2 separate regions of the Homo sapiens genome follow, and region 1 is linked to region 2. The links are chromatin loops, found by intact Hi-C in ENCODE. Cell type or tissue: heart right ventricle. All regions are shown on one strand. Each heading gives the region's core, and the rest is flanking DNA. Links, peaks and the distances in the headings are about the cores only. Region 1 overlaps CERK (ceramide kinase). Region 2 has its middle 23 kb from the start of LINC02925.

Region 1 (8,321 bases), core at 302-8,301, 170 kb before region 2:
GTAGCTGGGATTATGGGCACCTGCCACCAGCTAATTTTTGTATTTTTAGTAGAGACAGGGTTTCACCATGTTGGCCAGGCTAGTCTCGAACTCCTGACCTCAGATGATCTGCCTGCCTCGGCCTCCCAAAGTGTTGGGATTACAGGCGTTAGCCACTGCACCTGGCTGTAAATTCTTACAAGAAAATAGAGGACAGTTTATAATATTGGAATGGGAAAAGGCTCTCCTAACCAAGATGGAATCCAGAAAGAATAAAGAAAAAGCTAGATTATTTGACGAAATAATTTTAAAATTTCTTTTGTAAGATATCATAAATTTAAAAAAAAAGATAAGGGCCGGGCGTGGTGGCTCACACCTGTAATCCCAGCACTTTGGGAGGCCGAGGCGGGTGGATCACTTGATGTCAGGAGGTCGTGACCAGCCTGCCCAACATGGTGAAACCCTGTCTCTACTAAAAATACAAAAATTAGCCAGGCATGTTGGCGTGCGCCTATAATCCCAGCCTCTCAGGAGGCTGAGGCACGAGAATCTCTTGAACCTGGGAGGCGGAGGTTGCAGTGAGCTGTGATTGCACCACTGCACTCCAGCCTGGGCAACACGGCGAGACTCCATCTCAAATAATAATAATAATAATAAAATAAAAATAAAAAATGATGGGGGTGATATTTGCAACAAATAGGATAGAGAAAGGGTTAATTTTTTTTTTTTTTTTTTTTTTGAGACAGAGTCCCACTCTGTCGCCCAGGGCTGGAGTGCAGTGGCGTGATCTCAGCTCACTGCAAGCTCCGCCTCCCGGGTTCACACCATTCACCTGCCTCAGCCTCCCGAGTAGCTGGGACTACAGGCACCCACCATTGCACCCGGCTAATTTTTTGTATTTTTAGAAGAGATGGGGTTTCACTGTGTTAGCCAGGATGGTCTCAATCTCCTGACCTCGTGATCCTCCCTCTTTGGCCTCCTTAAGTGCTGGGATTACAGGCGTGAGCCACCGCGCCTGGCCAGGTTAACATTTTTTGAACATTTTAAACTTACATAAAAATTGATAGGAAAAAAGGCAGACAATCCATTAGACAAATGGCAATGGATATAAGTAGGCGATTCACGGAAGAAAACATTCGGAAGTGGATGCTGAGCGTCTGAGTAGATACTGACCCAAGGCAATGATGAGATGCTGCTCTCAACCAGCAAGGGATGGGGAAGGGCGAAAGCACAGCTCTGTGCTGGGGAAGTTTCAGGACGCTTCTGGGCTGGCAGACCCGGTGAATGGGAAGTGGGAACTGCTAGGGTGTTTTTGGAAAGTAATCTGGCAGTGTTTTCAAACTGTAAAAAAAAAAAAAAAAAGTGATATCCTTTGACCCAACAATTCCATTTTTGATTATCTATCCCAGAGAAATTAAACCACCAGTATTTAAGAAACTTTCATACTCGAGAAGATACACTTTCTGTGTGTTTAAGAAACTCCTAATGTGTTTTACTTCCCGTCCCCCCCACCCAATTTATTTTTCTTCTCTAACAGTCTAGATTTTTGCATAACAGCGTTTTCTATGAGAAATGCAGCTGAGTCCTGCCTTTTGAGGGTTATCTCAGGAACCTGTAGCTGGTCCAGGATGCATCTCAACTTAATGGCTTCAGCGATTAGCCCAGCGTGGACTTCCAGGCACGAGTTCTCCTCTGTCCTGGAGACAGCCAGCCTGTCACCCGCATACAAGCTCCAGCTACTCGGCCTCTCTCCTAGGCCAGTGGCCCACCCTCACCGCCTGCTGGGTTCTCGATTCGGCTGTCCGGATCCCACACGTCTGCTGGGTTCTCGATTCGGCTGTCCGGATCCCATACCTCTTCTCTCCTTTCTCGCTGACCTTGGTCCCCTTTTTGCCACAGACTGGGTCAGATGACTTCTGCCTCCAGCTGGCCCCGGTCTTCCCCTCCCGACCCCTCCTGCTGCCTTTTGAATTTCTTTAGGGAGCACCCCGGCGGCTGAACCCTGGATGATGGGGATTGGAAGTTTAGAGAGCACCCTGAGGGTCACTAATCCCTTCTCCAGTGCCGTTGGCCCGTCCTGACAGCCAGCCTGTGTGCCCCATTGATGTTTAGACACCCTGCCCTGCTACAAAGTTCTTCCAGGCACTGCTCGCCCATGCGTGCCTGTGGCCTGGCTTGCATTCCTGACCTCCCCCGATCTGGCCCTGCCCCCACCTGCTCCCGGGGCACACGTGCTCACCAGCCCAGCCGTCATTATCTCCCGCATGCCCTGTGCCTCCCCAGGTGCCCTCTGCCCTCCCTGCCTGACATGTTTTCCTCTATCCTCAGCCTCACCAAGGCCCAGCCCTCCTTCCCAGACTCACCTAGCACTGGTTATTTTGCAGTATGTTCCAAGACTGGGCAGCGTTTACACCTTCTGTTTAGCTGGTTTCTCTGGCACTGCTCCAGCAGGGAACGGCGCTGGTACTGCCAGGTGGGGGTGGAAGCCCAGGTTCCCCTCAGCCTTGTTGGCAGCGGAGTCAGGGGCTGCTTGTCATTGCCGGGTGGGTGGGGGGTACAGCTCCCGCCAGGCCTCTGCTAAGGCCACCTTGGCGGGGGGTGGAGGTGCTTCCTTGCCGCTCCCCACATGCACTCCCCTAACAGCACGTGGGTGGAGTGTGGGCACCTTGCAGCTCAGTGGCAGTGAAAGCCCTGTCTCCCCACCAGGCCTCCTCTTACTCCACTCCAGCAAGGAGGAAGGGGCACCTCGCCAGTGCAGGGTGGGGGCCCGGGCTGGGCTGCCCCTTTGTCTCCACCAATGCCTAGTGGGCATGAGGCTTTTTACCAGCTGGCGCTGATGGGGGTTCCAGCTTCCTGCGTGGCCTCCCCTGTACAGCCCTGGCAGAGGTTGTGGGGTGCCTGCTCACAGCCTCTCAAGGGTGGAAGTCTAAGCTGCTAGTTGGCCACTTGGGCTTGGTTGGAGGGCTGGGCCCGTTTTTTTCTGGGGTAGGTTGTTATTGTCTCAAAGTTTTCTGTCTTGCAAAGCTGCCCCTTCCCTGGCTAGACTGAGTTGGCTTTCACTGGGGCTCTGCGTTTGTACCTGTTGGCATTTCCAGGTTTCAGGCTGCTCCAGTTCCAAATCCAAGATAGACGAGGCAAAGGAAACCCCCAGGGGGATGCCGTGTGTCTTTCTCAGATCCCAGGCCCTGAACAGCTGCCTTTTCTCTGCCTGTCAGAGTCTTCTTATATTTGTTTCATGTGTGACGTCCAGGGCTTCACTTAATAGGAGGAGTAGGAAAAGCACAGCTAATCCATCCTCCCAGAAGCAGAAGGTGCTTGTGCATTAAAACAATTTCTTTCTCTCTGCTCTTTAGAATAGATTCTTTCTGCTGACCTATTTTCAACTTCACTATTCCTCTATCTAATTCATTCTGCTGCTAAGCCTATCTGGTGATTTTTAAATTTCAGATACTGTACTTTCCAGTTTTAAATTTTTCCTTTTGGTTCCAATAGTTTCCATTTCTTTCCTGAAAACTTCTTTTTTTTTTGAGATAGACTGTCACTCTGTTACCCAGACTGGAGTGTAATGGTGTGATCTCGACTCACTGCAAACTCCACCTCCTGGGTTCAAGCAGTTCTCGTGCCTCAGCCTTCTGAGTAGCTGGGATTACAGGTGCCTGCCACCATGCCTGGCTATTTTTTTTTTTTTTTTTAGTAGAGACAGGGATTTGCCATGTTACCCAGGCTGGTCTTGAACTCCTGAGCTCAGGCAATCTGCCCGCCTTGGCCTCCCAAAGTGCTAGGATTACAGGCGTGAGCCACCACTCCCAGCCTCTTTCCTGAAAACTTCAAGTATGTTCAACTGTGTCTCAGTGAGCATGGTTATAACAGCTGCTTTGTTTTTTGTTTGTTTGTTTGTTTGTTTGTTTTGAGATGGAGTCTCGATCTGTCACCCAGGCTGGAGTGCAGTGGTGCGATCTTGGCTCACTGCAAGCTCCGCCTCCCAGGTTCACGCCATTCTCCTGCCTCAGCCTCCTGAGTAGCTGGGACTACAGGCGCCTGCCACCACGCCTGGCTAATTTTTTGTATTTTTAGTAGGGACAGGGTTTCACCGTGTTAGCCAGGATGGTCTCGATCTCCTGCCCTCGTGATTCACCTGCCTCGGCCTCCCAAAATGCTGGGATTACAGGCATGAGCCACCGCGCCTGGCCAAAGACTACTTTGAAGTCTTTGTCTGATAACATCAACATCTGGGTCATCTCAGGTTTGACGTCTTTTGATTATTCCCTTGAGAACGTTAACATTTCCTGGTTCTTGGTGTGCTGATTTATTGTGGGTTGTTTCCTGGATATTTGGTACATTATTTTGTAAGGCCAAGTCCTGTTAATGTTTTTTGGAGGCTGGGTGTTGTGCATGCCTGTAGTCCCAGCTACTCAGGAGGCTGGGGCAGGAGGAGCATTTGACACCAGGAATTCGAGGTTACGGTGTTCCATGATTGTACCACTGTACTCCATCCTGAGTGACAGAGCAAGACCCTGTCTCTTAAAAAAAATTAATAAAAAATAAAGTCATTTGGACAATTTTTCTATTTAATTAAATTAATTAATTTATTTATTTACAGTCTCACTGTTTCCCAGGCTGGAGTGCAGTGGCTCAGTTTTGGCTCACTGCAGCCTCTTGAGCACAAGCCGTCCTCCTACCTCAGCCTCTCAAGTAGCTGGAACTACAGGCATGTACCATCATTCTCCCTAATTTTTAAAATTTATTTTGTAGAGACAGGGCCTCACTATGTTGTCCAGGTTGGTCTCAATCTTCTGGCCTCAAGCAGTCCTCCCGCTTCAGCCTCCCAAAGTGCTGGAATTACAGGCATGAGACACCAGACCCAGCCAATTTTTCTTTTTCAAAAGCAGGTGCTCAGCCTGGCTGGGTACAGATGGCAGGTCTGTCTCATGTGGCGAGGGAGGTGGGCCCTGGCTGTCCAGCCTCCGAGGCCCTGGCTGCCCTGTTTTGGCCCCTCAGGAGTGAGGCTGGACTCATCTGGTCATTCTCAGAGCCAAGTATTCCTGCTCCAGCCCCCTCTCCTCTGAGCACCCCTCTGCCCTCAGCACACCCTGGCTTCTCTGGGACAGGGGCCTGCACCCACCCTGCTGCCCCATAGCTCAGACGTCCCCGAGGCCAGAGCTGGAGATAAACCCAGCTCCCAGCTGCTGACTCTGCACGCTGGCCTCTCCAGCCAGCGGGCCTGCTGCTGTGGATCTCTGGTGTCCCCGGTTCACTGCCTGTTTCTTGTATCTTGTCCAGAGCTATCAGTCATAGCGGGTGGGAGAGACAGGCGGTCGGGCTTGGTTCATTCTGGCCAGAACTAGATGTCTGAATGCTGCTTTCCATTTAGGCCAGCGTGTACTGTGCCCTGCAGTGCTGCGGGCTTCACACCCAATGGGATCCTCATAGCCCTCTGAGACGCCCCTTGTTATCTTCTCAGAGGTGGAGATGTGGGACTTAGAGCTGAGCTCACAGGTTGGGGAGTGGGGACTCAGAGCGAGGCTGCTCCAGAATCTGGGGTGAGCTCCCTCTTCAAAGGCAGGGACTCTGGGATTTGTTTAAGTAGCCCCCGTGGCCTTTCATAGCAGGGTGCACGGGGGGAAGAGCGGGGTTCCTGGAGCAAAATCAGTCCAGTTCCCATGACAAAGTTCCCTGAGGCACCGTACGGTCCCTGGAGCCCTTGGACACCCCGTCTCATCCCTAGGACGGGAGGCTGATGCAGGTTTCCCGCGACCTGACAGCATGGAGTGGGGACGGCGGGTGTTCTGTGTTGAGATGCCAGCTGGTATGGACTTCAGTTCTGCGGGTGTCGTCTAAGCAGGTCTAGGATTAGTCTGATTCATTTCCTGAACCCACACACAGGGGCTGCGCAGGTGTGTAATTCCACCCTGCCCTCCAGAACCTCCTGGCTTAACAGGAAAAGCAAAGTCCTGTGTGTTGGCTGCCACGTGGGCTGTGCAGGTGACATGCCCGTCCACATGCCACAGCCCTGTTTCCTGAGAGGAATGATTTGGCATCCTCAGGTCCAGGCCTCCTGTGCATGCTAAGGGAGCATCCATGCTAAGGAGCCGCGGGGGTGGCAGGGCCGGGGGGGGTGGCTGGGCCAGGGGAGTGTTGGGGCGGCATGTGCAGGATGTTCAGAAGCCCATGGACCTTGGGTGGTCACCGGGTGGTCCTGTGGGATGCTGACCAGGCCCCTGCCTGAGAGTGGGGCACGCGGACCACAGCACCCTTAGGCTGGTATCGGGACGTTAGGACGAGGAAGGATTTCTGGGGTGGGTTCCACAGGGAATGGACACTGTTTACTTGAGATGTGTCCCTAGAACTAAGAAGACTGGGCACAGTGGCTCACGCCTGTAATCCCAACACTTTGGGAGGCTGAGTGGATGGATCGCTTGAGCCCAGGAGTTAGAGAGACCAACCAGGTCTCTGAGGGCAACACAGAGAGACCCCATCTCTCAAAAAAAAAAAAAAAAAGAAACAGCTGGGCATGGTGGCACACACCTGTGGTCCCAACTACTTGGGAAGCTGAGGTGGGAGGATTGCATGAGCCTGGGAGGTCGAGGCTGCAGTGAGCTGAGATTGCACCCCTGTACTCCAGCCTGGGTGACACAGTGAGACCTGTCTCAAAAAAAAAAAGAAGAGGAGACATTGGTGGCTACTAATGGTGTGCTGACAAGGGTCAAAGGTCACATTTTATGGCATGAAATAGCAGTAAGTTATGATTGGCAGGTACCTTATCCCAGCATCATGAACTCTGGGGGCTTGCTGTGAGATTTTCTTCATCATCCGTGCGGTCAGAAAAACCACGGCTCAGCCTCACTGGGTTGCAGAGCAGAGGTCTTTGGGCTAAATTTGGCCACAGATTTTTTTCTTTGTTAGATTTGCATGGTGAGTTTTTCTCTTCCTTTTAAAATTGTAGCTAATGTTTTACAATCAGAAGGTTTCCCATAAAAGACGAAACTTGGGCGCATCCCTGTATGACAGCAGCAGCCGCAGCGGAGGCAAGGGCTGGGGACACGCAGTCGCGTCTGGATAAGTCGCAGCTCAGGGCTGACCTGTGGGCGTCACGTGGGTTCTGGCTTCCCCCACCTTCCATCTGTGTATCAGACCCATCAAGGGCTGTGTCAGGGTGGACGTGGTGGGCGGGGAGGGGCGGGGGACAGTTTGACCATCTCTGAGTTTCCTGCACGTGAGATTTCTGGACTCTCCCTGGCAGTGGTGGGCAGGGCTGGTTTTTGGTCTTCCTTGGCATAGGCAAGCACTCACCTTTAATTTTTAATGAAGATCAGATGTTCACACAGCTCATGTTTACTGAGCGGCGGGTTGCCAGGGAAATGCGTTTGCATTGCATGTCATTGCAGGGGGAATCAGGCCTCCCAGCCACTCGGATCTCTTGGGTGTTCTTCCTCTGGGGTGACCCTTACTGCTTGGACTCTAAGCGGGCCGGGCATGTGGAGGTCAGTGTGGCCCGTGCCACTTCTGGGCCTCAGCATCCCCTGCAGTGTGTGTGGGTGTGATCCACAGACTTCCACACTGTACTTGGCACTGCTCCAGTGGGCGCAGTGGGCAGCGGCCTGCTCTCTCACCCTGTTCCCTCTGCCGGTCCTCACGTGGCAGCTTGCATTAGGGAGAGTCCCAGGGACCGCTGTGCTCCCCTGTGCTCTTAGCTGGGAACTCGCTCTTGTTCTCGTTGCATATGCCCAAGAGGCGAAAGACATCTGGGGCCTCCCGACGGCTGCGTGAGGTCTGGAGCGGCATGTTCTGCCACCTTGACCCTGCCCTGCCATGAGCGTGCCCACACACGTGCACCCATGTCACTGGCAGACACTCAGTGCCCCGTGACACACGGGAAACCCGTGGGCCCTCCTGCTGGATGGGAGGCCACTGCGCGTGGCTCAGTTTAATCCGGGAACTTCTAGTATCAAAGCTGATTGACAGCAGGCACTGTTTTCATCTGTAAGTCACAAGCATGAAATAAATTTAATTCTAGTGGATCACAACAAGCACTAAAAAGCACAGAGAACAGAATGGAAAAAGAAGCAGCTGGAAGTCAGCGTGCTCTCAGCTGCCCCTAGCAGGCATTACCCAGACTGTGGCAAATGCTGCAGTGGTCTGCAGAGAGGGAGTCAGCAAACGCGTGAGCCGCACGAGAACCAGGAGGCCAGCCTCACTCGCTGACATGGCATTTGATTTTTCTGGAATGTGATGGCCATTTGATCATTACCTCTATTGAAGAGCTCACTGCATGTCAATACGAGTCACTGTGGTGTCTCACGAGAATTCTGTCACGAGAATTTATCTCTGTCAGCAAAAGAATA
Region 2 (8,321 bases), core at 185-8,184:
TATCATGGGTGTGGGTTAGCTATCTTGGGAGTGGGTTAGTTATCATGAGAGTAGGTTAGTTATCATGGGTGTGGGTTAGTTATCTTGGGAGTGGGTTAGTTATCTTTGGAGTGGGTTAGTTATGAGAGTGGGTTAGTTATCATGACAGTGGGTTAGTTATGGATGCGGGTTAGTTATCTTGGGAGTGGGTTAGTTACCATGGGAGTGGGTTTCTTATCATGGGAGTGGGTTACTTATCATGGGAGTGGGTTAGTTATCTTGGGAGTGGGTTAGTTATCATAGGAGGGGTTCATTATCATGGGAGTGGGTAGTTATCTTGGGAGTGGGTTAGTTACCATGGGAGTGGGTTAGTTATCATAGGAGGGGTTCATTATCATGGGAGTGGGTTAGTTATAGCTATGAAAGTGGGTTAGTTATCATGGGTGTGGGTTAGTTATCTTGGGAGTGGGTTAGTTATGAGAGTGGGTTAGGGGAGTGGGTTAGTTATCTTGGGAGTGGGTTAGTTATCTTGGGAGTGGGTTAGTTATCATGGGAGTGGGTTAGTTATCTTGGGAGTGGGTTAGTTATAGTTATGAGAGTGGGTTAGTTGTCATGGGAGTGGGTTAGTTATCTTGGGGGTGGGTTAATTATAGTTATGAGAGTGGGTTAGTTATCATGAGAGTGGGTTAGTTATCACGGGAGTGGGTTCATTATCATGGAAGTGGGTTTATAATCATGGGAGTGGGTTAGTTATCTTGGGAGTGGTTTAGTTATCTTGGGAGTGGGTTAGTTATCATGGGAGTGGGTTAGTAATCTTGGGAGTGGGTTCGTTATCTTGGGAGTGGGTTAGTTATCATGGAAGTGGGTTAGTTATCATGGGAGTGGATTAGTTATCTTGGGAGTGGGTTAGTTATCATGGGAGTGGGTTCGTTATCTTGGGAGTGGGTTAGTTATCTTGGGAGTGGGTTCGTTATCATGGGAGTGGGTTAGTTATCTTGGGAGTGGGTTAGTTATCTTGGGAGTGGGTTAGTTATCATGGGAGTGGGTTCGTTATCATGGGAGTGGGTTAGTTATCATGGGAGTGGATTAGTTATCTTGGGAGTAGGTTAGTTATCATGGGAGTGGGTTCGTTATCTTGGGAGTGGGTTAGTTATCTTGGGAGTGGGTTAGTTATCATGGGAGTGGGTTAGTTATCTTGGGAGTGGGTTCGTTATCTTGGGAGTGGGTTAGTTGTCATGGGAGTGGGTTCGTTATCATGGGAGTGGGTTAGTTATCATGGGAGTGGATTAGTTATCTTGGGAGTGGGTTAGTTATCATGGGAGTGGGTTCGTTATCTTGGGAGTGGGTTCGTTATCTTGGGAGTGGGTTAGTTATCATGGGAGTGGGTTCGTTATGGGCGTGGGTTAGTTATCTTGGGAGTGGGTTAGTTATCATGAGAGTGGGTTAGTTATGAGAGTGGGTTAGTTATCATGGGAGTGGGTTAGTTATCTTGGGAGTGGGTTAGTTATCTTGGGAGTGGGTTAGCTATGAGAGTGGGTTAGTTATCTTGGGAGTGGGTTAGTTATCTTGGGAGTGGGTTAGTTATCATGGGAGTGGGTTCGTTATGAGAGTGGGTTAGTTATCTTGGGAGTGGGTTAGTTATCTTGGGAGTGGGTTCCTGATAAAAGAATGGGTTCAGTGCACACTCTCTTGCCCTTCTGCCTTCTTCCATGGGGTGTTGCACGAAGAAGGCTCTCCCTAGATCCTGGCACCTTGCTCTTGGACTTCCAGCCTCCAGAGCTATGAGCCAAATAAGCTTCCATTGTTTATAAATTACCCAGTCTCAGATACTCTGTGATAACAGCACAAAAGGGACTAAGACATCATCTAATGTACTTTATTTATTTATTTATTAAGACAGAGTCTGGCTCTGTCACCCAGGCTGGAGTGTAGTGGTGTGATCTTGGCTCACTGCAACCTCCACCTCCTGAGTTCAAGCGATTCTCCTGCCTCAGCCTCCTGAGTAGCTGGGATTACAGATGCAAGCTACCACGCTGGGCTAATTTTTGTATTTTTAGTAGAGACAGGGTTTCACCGTGTTGGCCAGGCTGGTCTCGAACTCCTGACCTCGAATGATCTGCCCACCTCGGTCTCCCAAAGTGCTGAGATTACAGGCGTCAGCCACTGCACCCGGCCACTAATGTACTTTAACAAAAACAACAAAAAATAGATATAGTCTTGCTGTGTTGTCCAGGCTGGAATGCAGTGGCTATTCACGAATGTAGTGGCTATTGATGGGTATGGGCAAGGCCTATACTGCGCCCGGCCTATATAAGCCGGGCACGGTGGCTCACGCCTGTAATCCCAACACTTAGGGAGGCCCAGGCGGGCAGACCACCTGAGGTCAGGAGATCAAGACCAGCTTGGCCCAACATGGCAAAACCCTGTCTCTACTAAAAATACAGAAGTTATCCTGGCGTGATGGCACACGCCTGTAGTCCCGGTTATTCGGGAGACTGAGGCAGGAGAATCGCTTGAACCCTGGAGGTGGAGTTTGCGGTGAGCTGAGATCGTGCCACTGCACTCTAGCCTGGGTGATAGAGCGATACTGTGTCTCAATAAATAAATAAAATTTTTATCTATATAAAAGACAATGAAAAATTAATGTTATTCTATGCAGCCAATAGTTACTTAGATTTACCCATGTTTAAACATTTACTGTCTTAGCCATTTTGAGGTAACATGAAGTACATTCTCATTGTTGGGATGCTGATATAGTTTGGATGTTGTCCTTTCCAGATCTCGGGTTAAAATTTGATCCTCAGTGTTGGAGGTGGGGCCTGGCGGGAGGTGTTTGTATCATGAGGGCGGACCCCTCATGAACGGCTTGGTGCTTGCGTTAACAGTGAGTTCTGCCTTTATTAGTTCCCGCGAGGGTTGGTTGTTAAAGAGAGCCTGGAACCTCCTTTCCCCCTCTCCTCCCTCCTTCCTCTCTCCATGGGATGCCTGCTACCCTTCCCCTTCTGCTATGAGTGGAAGCTTCCTGAGGCCTCACCAGAAGCAGATGCTGGTGCCACGCTTCTTTGTACCAGCCTGAAGAACTATGAGCCAAATAACCATCTTTTCTTTTCTTTTCTTTCCTTTCCTTTCCTTTTCTTTTCTCTTCTTTTCTTTTCTTTTCCAGACGGAGTTTTGCTCCTGTTGCCCAGGCTGGAGTGCAATGGCGCGATTTCGGCTCACCGCAAACTCTGCCTTCCGGGTTCAAATGATTCTCCTGCCTCAGCCTCCCAAGTAGCTGGGATTACAGGCATGTGCCACCATGCCTGGCTAATTTTGTATGTTTAGTAGAGACAGTTTCTCCATGTTGGTCAGACTGGTCTCGAACTCCTGACCTCAGGTGATCTGCCTGCCTCAGTCTCCCAAAGTGCTGGGATTACAAGTGTGAGCCACTGTGCCTGGCTACCACCTTTTCTTTATAAATTACCTATCCTCGGGTATTTCTTTCTAGCAATGCAGCAAATTAAGACAGGTACCAGCCCCACCATCCATCTCCAGGACTGTCTTGGGCAGGACCTGTGTCACCTCCGCTGGCCTCTGTAATCAGCATCTGCACGGTGGGCCTTGGATTGATGTCACTCTCTCCCTTTAGATTCCCCTCTTGGAAGGAAAGGCACCAAGGGCCTGCCCCCCTCTCTGCTCAGGATCCTCCAGACAGCTGGCCTCCAGGCCACCCACCCTGAGGCTGACCTCCGGCCAGCTGGGGCCCTGCTGCGCCCCCAGGCTCCTCCTCTGTGGTCAGATGGTTTTCACTTCTTTGGCCTGATTCAGGGGCTGGTGGGCGGGGCAGTGGCTCACACTGGGTTCACCTGTTAAAGTGCAGGGGTAGGGGTAGCTCCCCAAAAGGAGAAGCAACAAAGATGGACACACAGCAAAGCTGTGGGCGTGTCTGCCACAGGCCAGTGTCCCTGGATGCCTTGGGTGGGGTGGGGCTGAGGCAGGCAGCCTGCCAGGCCAGAAAGCATGAGGCCCTGGCCCTGGGCTTGTGTCCCTAGGGATGCAGTGAGCACAGACCTCCCTAGAGGGGGGCCTGGCCCGCCAGAAGCCCAGCCCCGGCCCCTGCCACCAGCCTGTCCTTCCTCAATTCCTAGCTCCAGCCAGATCCCCAGAGATGAGCGACCCTGATGACCAGCAAGGGCAGGCCCGCCCTCCTTCATCTCCCTCCTCTCACCCGGCCCAGCCCGGAGGAGGAGTGTGGTGTGAGTGTAGCCGCAAATCCAGTCAGCTCCCCTGGGCTGAAGCCCCAGAAATGCTGCTCCAGGACCCAGGCAGCTCCAGTCTGCCCCACGTGGCTTCCAGGGGCACAGCCCTCGGCACAGAAGGCTGTAGGTGTGGCCTGCAGCACGGGGTGGAGGCTGGGAAGGGCCTGGGGGACCCAAGGGACGGATCAAGGCCTGTTCAGAGCCAGACTCCAACCACCTGCTCCCAAGCCAGCCCTCAGGCCCTGCTCTGCAATGGGTTCGGTTGCCCTGTGTTCGCCTTCCGGGCCCCAGCCCAGGTAGGAGGATGCTGGCACACCTGCTGGCTACAGGCGGCCCTTCCTTCTCCTCAGGCGAGGAGGTGCCCACTCTGAGCTGTGCAGCCGGGAGCCAGGGTGAGCTGAGCCCCCACCTGCTGCCCCAGGGAGACCCTGCCACGTCTCTCTTAGCCTAATTTAGCTGTGCGTGAACCTCCCACCTGCCCTGCACTAGCTGGTCCCTAAGCTCACTGGGGCCACCTTGTGGCTGCTCACGGCCTCGGCCCCGCAAGTTGGGGCCTGATTTCCACACTGGCTGCATTTGTCCTCTGTGGACTTTTGTCCTCTGTGCCACCTTCTTGGGTGGCACCCGCCACATGCTGTGCTGAGCTACTTCTTTTTTTTTTTTTTTTTCTGAGGCGGAGTCTTGCTCTGTCGCCCAGGCTGCAGTGCAATGGCGCTATCTCGGATCACTGCAAGCTCCGCCTCCCGGGTTCACGCCATTCTCCTGCCTCAGCCTCCCGAGTAGCTGGGACTACAGGTGCGCGTCACCACGCCCGGCTAATTTTTTGTATTTTTAGTAGAGACGGAGTTTCACCATGTTGGCCAGGCTGGTCTCGAACTCCTGACCTCATGATCTGCCCGCCTCGGCCTCCCAAAGTGCTGGGATTACAGGCATGAGCCACTGCACCTGGCCTGTGCTGAGCTACTTCTAAACCCCACAGAGGGCCAGGTGTGCTGGCTCACACCTGTAATCCCAACACTTTGGGAGGCCAAGGCGGATCACCTGAGGTCAGGAGATCGAGACCAGCCTGGCCAACATGGTGAAACTCCATCTCTACTAAAAATACAAAAAATTAGCCGGGCATGGTGGCAGGCACCTGCAATCCCAGCTACTCGGGAGGCTGAGGTAGGAGAACCACTTGAACCTGGGGGTGGGAGGTTGCAGTGAGCCGAGATCGTGCCACTGCACTCCAGCCTGGGCGACAGAATGAGACTCAGTCCCCCCGCAAGAAAACGAAACACCATGGGGGAAGACGCACATTTTCATGTATAGGCTCTTCCTGTTTCACGTGAGGAGCATCGCAGGATGCATCTGTTCTGACACGAGGGGCACCAGATCGCTGGAGGCAAAAAGAGGGATCCTGAGAGGCCGTCTGGGAAAGAGAGAACTGAAAGACAGTGACAGCAGTGACGATGGCTCACACCTCCTGTGTGCCGGGCACTGTTCTGGGCACTTTATACGAACCAGTGAAGAGAGTGGCTGTCAGTGTGAGAGGAGCTCTGGGGACACGGGGATGTCTCGCAATGGGGCTCCTTCCTCCACCTCCCCATGAAGCCTTTGGTAGACCACACAGCCTCATGTGCCTTCAGATGAGTTTGTGTGGAAGTGGAGTGTGGGGCATGCAGGCCTGAGGGTGAGGGCAATGCCTGTCCCCTTGGGATCACTTCACCCTCACAGGGATGCTGGAGCAGGCCTGGGATCCCCCCATCACACAGAGGGAATGACCAGGGCTCCCAGAGCCGGAGCACAATGTCCAGGCTGTGGCTGCTGAATGACCCAGGCCCTCTGGGGGGGCTGCTCCACCCGCCATGGCCCTCCCAACCTCCCTTGCTTTCCAAGGTCCACCCAAAGCCCCAGGCCTCTCAAGTCTCCTACATCCCCTCTCCCCCTAAGGTCCCAAAGATTTCCCAAGGTCCCTTAGGCCTCTGGAGGTCCCCCAAGGCTCCTCAGGCCCCCAAGGCCCAAAAGATCCTCCAGAGACCCCTCAAGGCCTTCCCAGGCCCCTCAACGATCCCCAGGGCCCCCCAGGTTCCTTAGGCCCTCCTAAAGCCCCACAAGGTCTCCTAGGTCGCCTAAATTCCCAAGACTTCCCAAGGCCCTATGTGGCCCTCAAGACCCCCAGACCTCCCTGCATCCTCAGCCCTCCATGAGACCCTGTCAGCAGCTGCCTCTTCTGGGATGGCCAGGCTGAAGTCCCCAGGGGTGAATCCACCTGTTCAGCTCCTTGCTTCCTGCCACCAGCTATTGGTCCTGGGCTGACCTATGGTGTGGTGCCTTTGGAATCACGTGACCACCAGGCATCGTCACATGTTGTCAAACATGGCTACCTACACCACCATCATAGAAGAGATGGAAGTGAGTTCTTCTGCAGCACCCCAGAGCCGGCCTGCAGTCAGGAAGGCCTCCCCAGAGGCATCCACGAAGCTGCCTGCCAACCTGGGTGCCCCAGGCATGGGCCCCTCTAAGCCTGCCCTAGGAGGAGAACAGTTTGTGTGACACAGGGGGCGGAGGCTGGGTCTGAATCTTTTTTTTTTTTTTTTTGAAACAGAGTTCGCTGTGTCGCCCAGGCTGGAGTGCAGTGGTGCAATCTCACCTCACTGCAACCTCCGCCTCCCGAGTTCAAGCGATTCTCCTGCCTTAGCCTCTCTAGTAGCTGGGATTGCAGGTGTGCACCATCACGCCTGGCTAATTTTTGTATTTTTTAGCAGAGACGGGGTTTCTCCATATTGGGCAGGCTGGTCTGAACTCCTGACCTCAGGTGATTCGCCCACCTCAGCCTCTCAAAATGCTGGGATTACAAGCGTGAGCCACCGCGCCCAGCTGGGTCTGAATCTTTAACAGTTCCCCTCCGCTCCTGGAGCCCCTCCCACAGCCAGCCCTTGCTCACCAGCGGGGGAACCAACAGCCCCTTCCTCACCCTCCTGGGGGTTGGGGTCTCTCTCCACAATACCAGTGCCGGGACGCATCCCTCGTCTTCTCTGCTCCTTTCCGTTGTCCGGAGGCCTAGGCCCAGTCATCCAGCCAGCCTCCACCCAGCTCCTCTCCCTGCACACAAAGACTGACCCCATCAAGCTGCACTTCCTGAAACACACCCACAAACCAGAAACTCAGCCTCCCCTTTGCCCGCAGGATGCCCATGGGCAAAACTGTCACCAAGAGAAGAGAGGAGGGGCCCAAACCGGCTCTGTCTCTGTGGAGAAAGAGCCTGCCTAGGGCTGGACCCTGGTTGTGTGGCTTCAGGTATGAGTCCCTTCCCCTTCCTAGGCCCCAGTCCCCTCACTGCACACCTAGGGTGATGACATGTCATGGCCCAGGGTTAAGAGCACAGACTGGAGTGGGACTCCCTGGGCTTTACTTCTGGCTCTGCTGCACACTGGCTGTGTGACTCTGAATGAGTAACCTAGCCTCTCTGTGCCCGAGTTTCCTTGTCTGTTAATAGGGATCAAACAGAATATAACATCAAGGTCATTAAGAAGAGTCAGTAAATTAATGTTTATAAAGTATTTATTATTTTTATTTTATTTTATTAATTTTTTTAGATAGAGTCTCACTCTGTCACCCAGGCTGGAGTGCAGTGGTACAATCTCGGCTCACTGCAATCTCTGCCTCCTGGATTCAAGTTGAGTGTCATGCCTCAGCCTACTGAGTAGCTGGGATTACAGGCCCTGCCACCACACCCAGCTAATTTTTTATATTTTTGGTAGAGATAGGGTTTCACCATGTTGGCCAGGCTGATCTCGAACTCCTGACCTCAAGTCATCCGCACGCCTTGCCCTCCCAAAGTGCTGGGGTTACAGGTATGAGCCACTGCGCCCAGCCAGAATTATTATTTTTTTTTCTTGCTGATTTGAGTCCCTTGTAGATTCTGCGTATTAGTCCTTTGTCAGATGCATAGTTTGCAAACATTTTCTCCCATTCTCTAAGTTGTCTGTTTACTTTCATGATTATTTCTTCTGCTGTGTAGAAGCTTTCTAGTTTAAGTAGGTCCTGTTTATTTTTGTTTTTGTTGCATTTGCCTTTGGAGCCTTCGTTATAAATATTTAGCCTAGGCCAATGTCCATAAGA

The links. Peaks named below come from ENCODE experiments on the same cell type or tissue, not always from the same donor. Only the 100,000 strongest peaks of a DNase experiment are listed, where the experiment ranks them.
Region 1: a loop joins it to region 2, with 4 times the contacts of the local background. A loop is called at or near these places in 45 of 110 quality-filtered maps.

What each region holds. Positions count from the first base shown.
Region 1 is chr22:46,725,606-46,733,926 of GRCh38, reverse strand. The region is part of intron 1 of CERK (ceramide kinase); the gene reads left to right. Among named protein-coding and RNA genes, the nearest start is that of CERK, 8.5 kb to the left of the region's middle. RefSeq lists an enhancer at 7,520-8,020. In heart right ventricle, for the core only: no CTCF peak of the experiment used is centred there; DNase peaks (open chromatin) are centred at 2,208, 2,753, 4,155 and 5,284; H3K27ac peaks cover 6,579 bases.
Region 2 is chr22:46,559,917-46,568,237 of GRCh38, reverse strand. No RefSeq gene overlaps it. Among named protein-coding and RNA genes, the nearest start is that of LINC02925, 23 kb to the right of the region's middle. RefSeq lists enhancers at 4,013-4,182, 4,172-4,466, 5,905-6,656. In heart right ventricle, for the core only: CTCF peaks have their summits at 4,524 and 4,729 (motif pointing left); DNase peaks (open chromatin) are centred at 4,381 and 4,727; H3K27ac peaks cover 785 bases.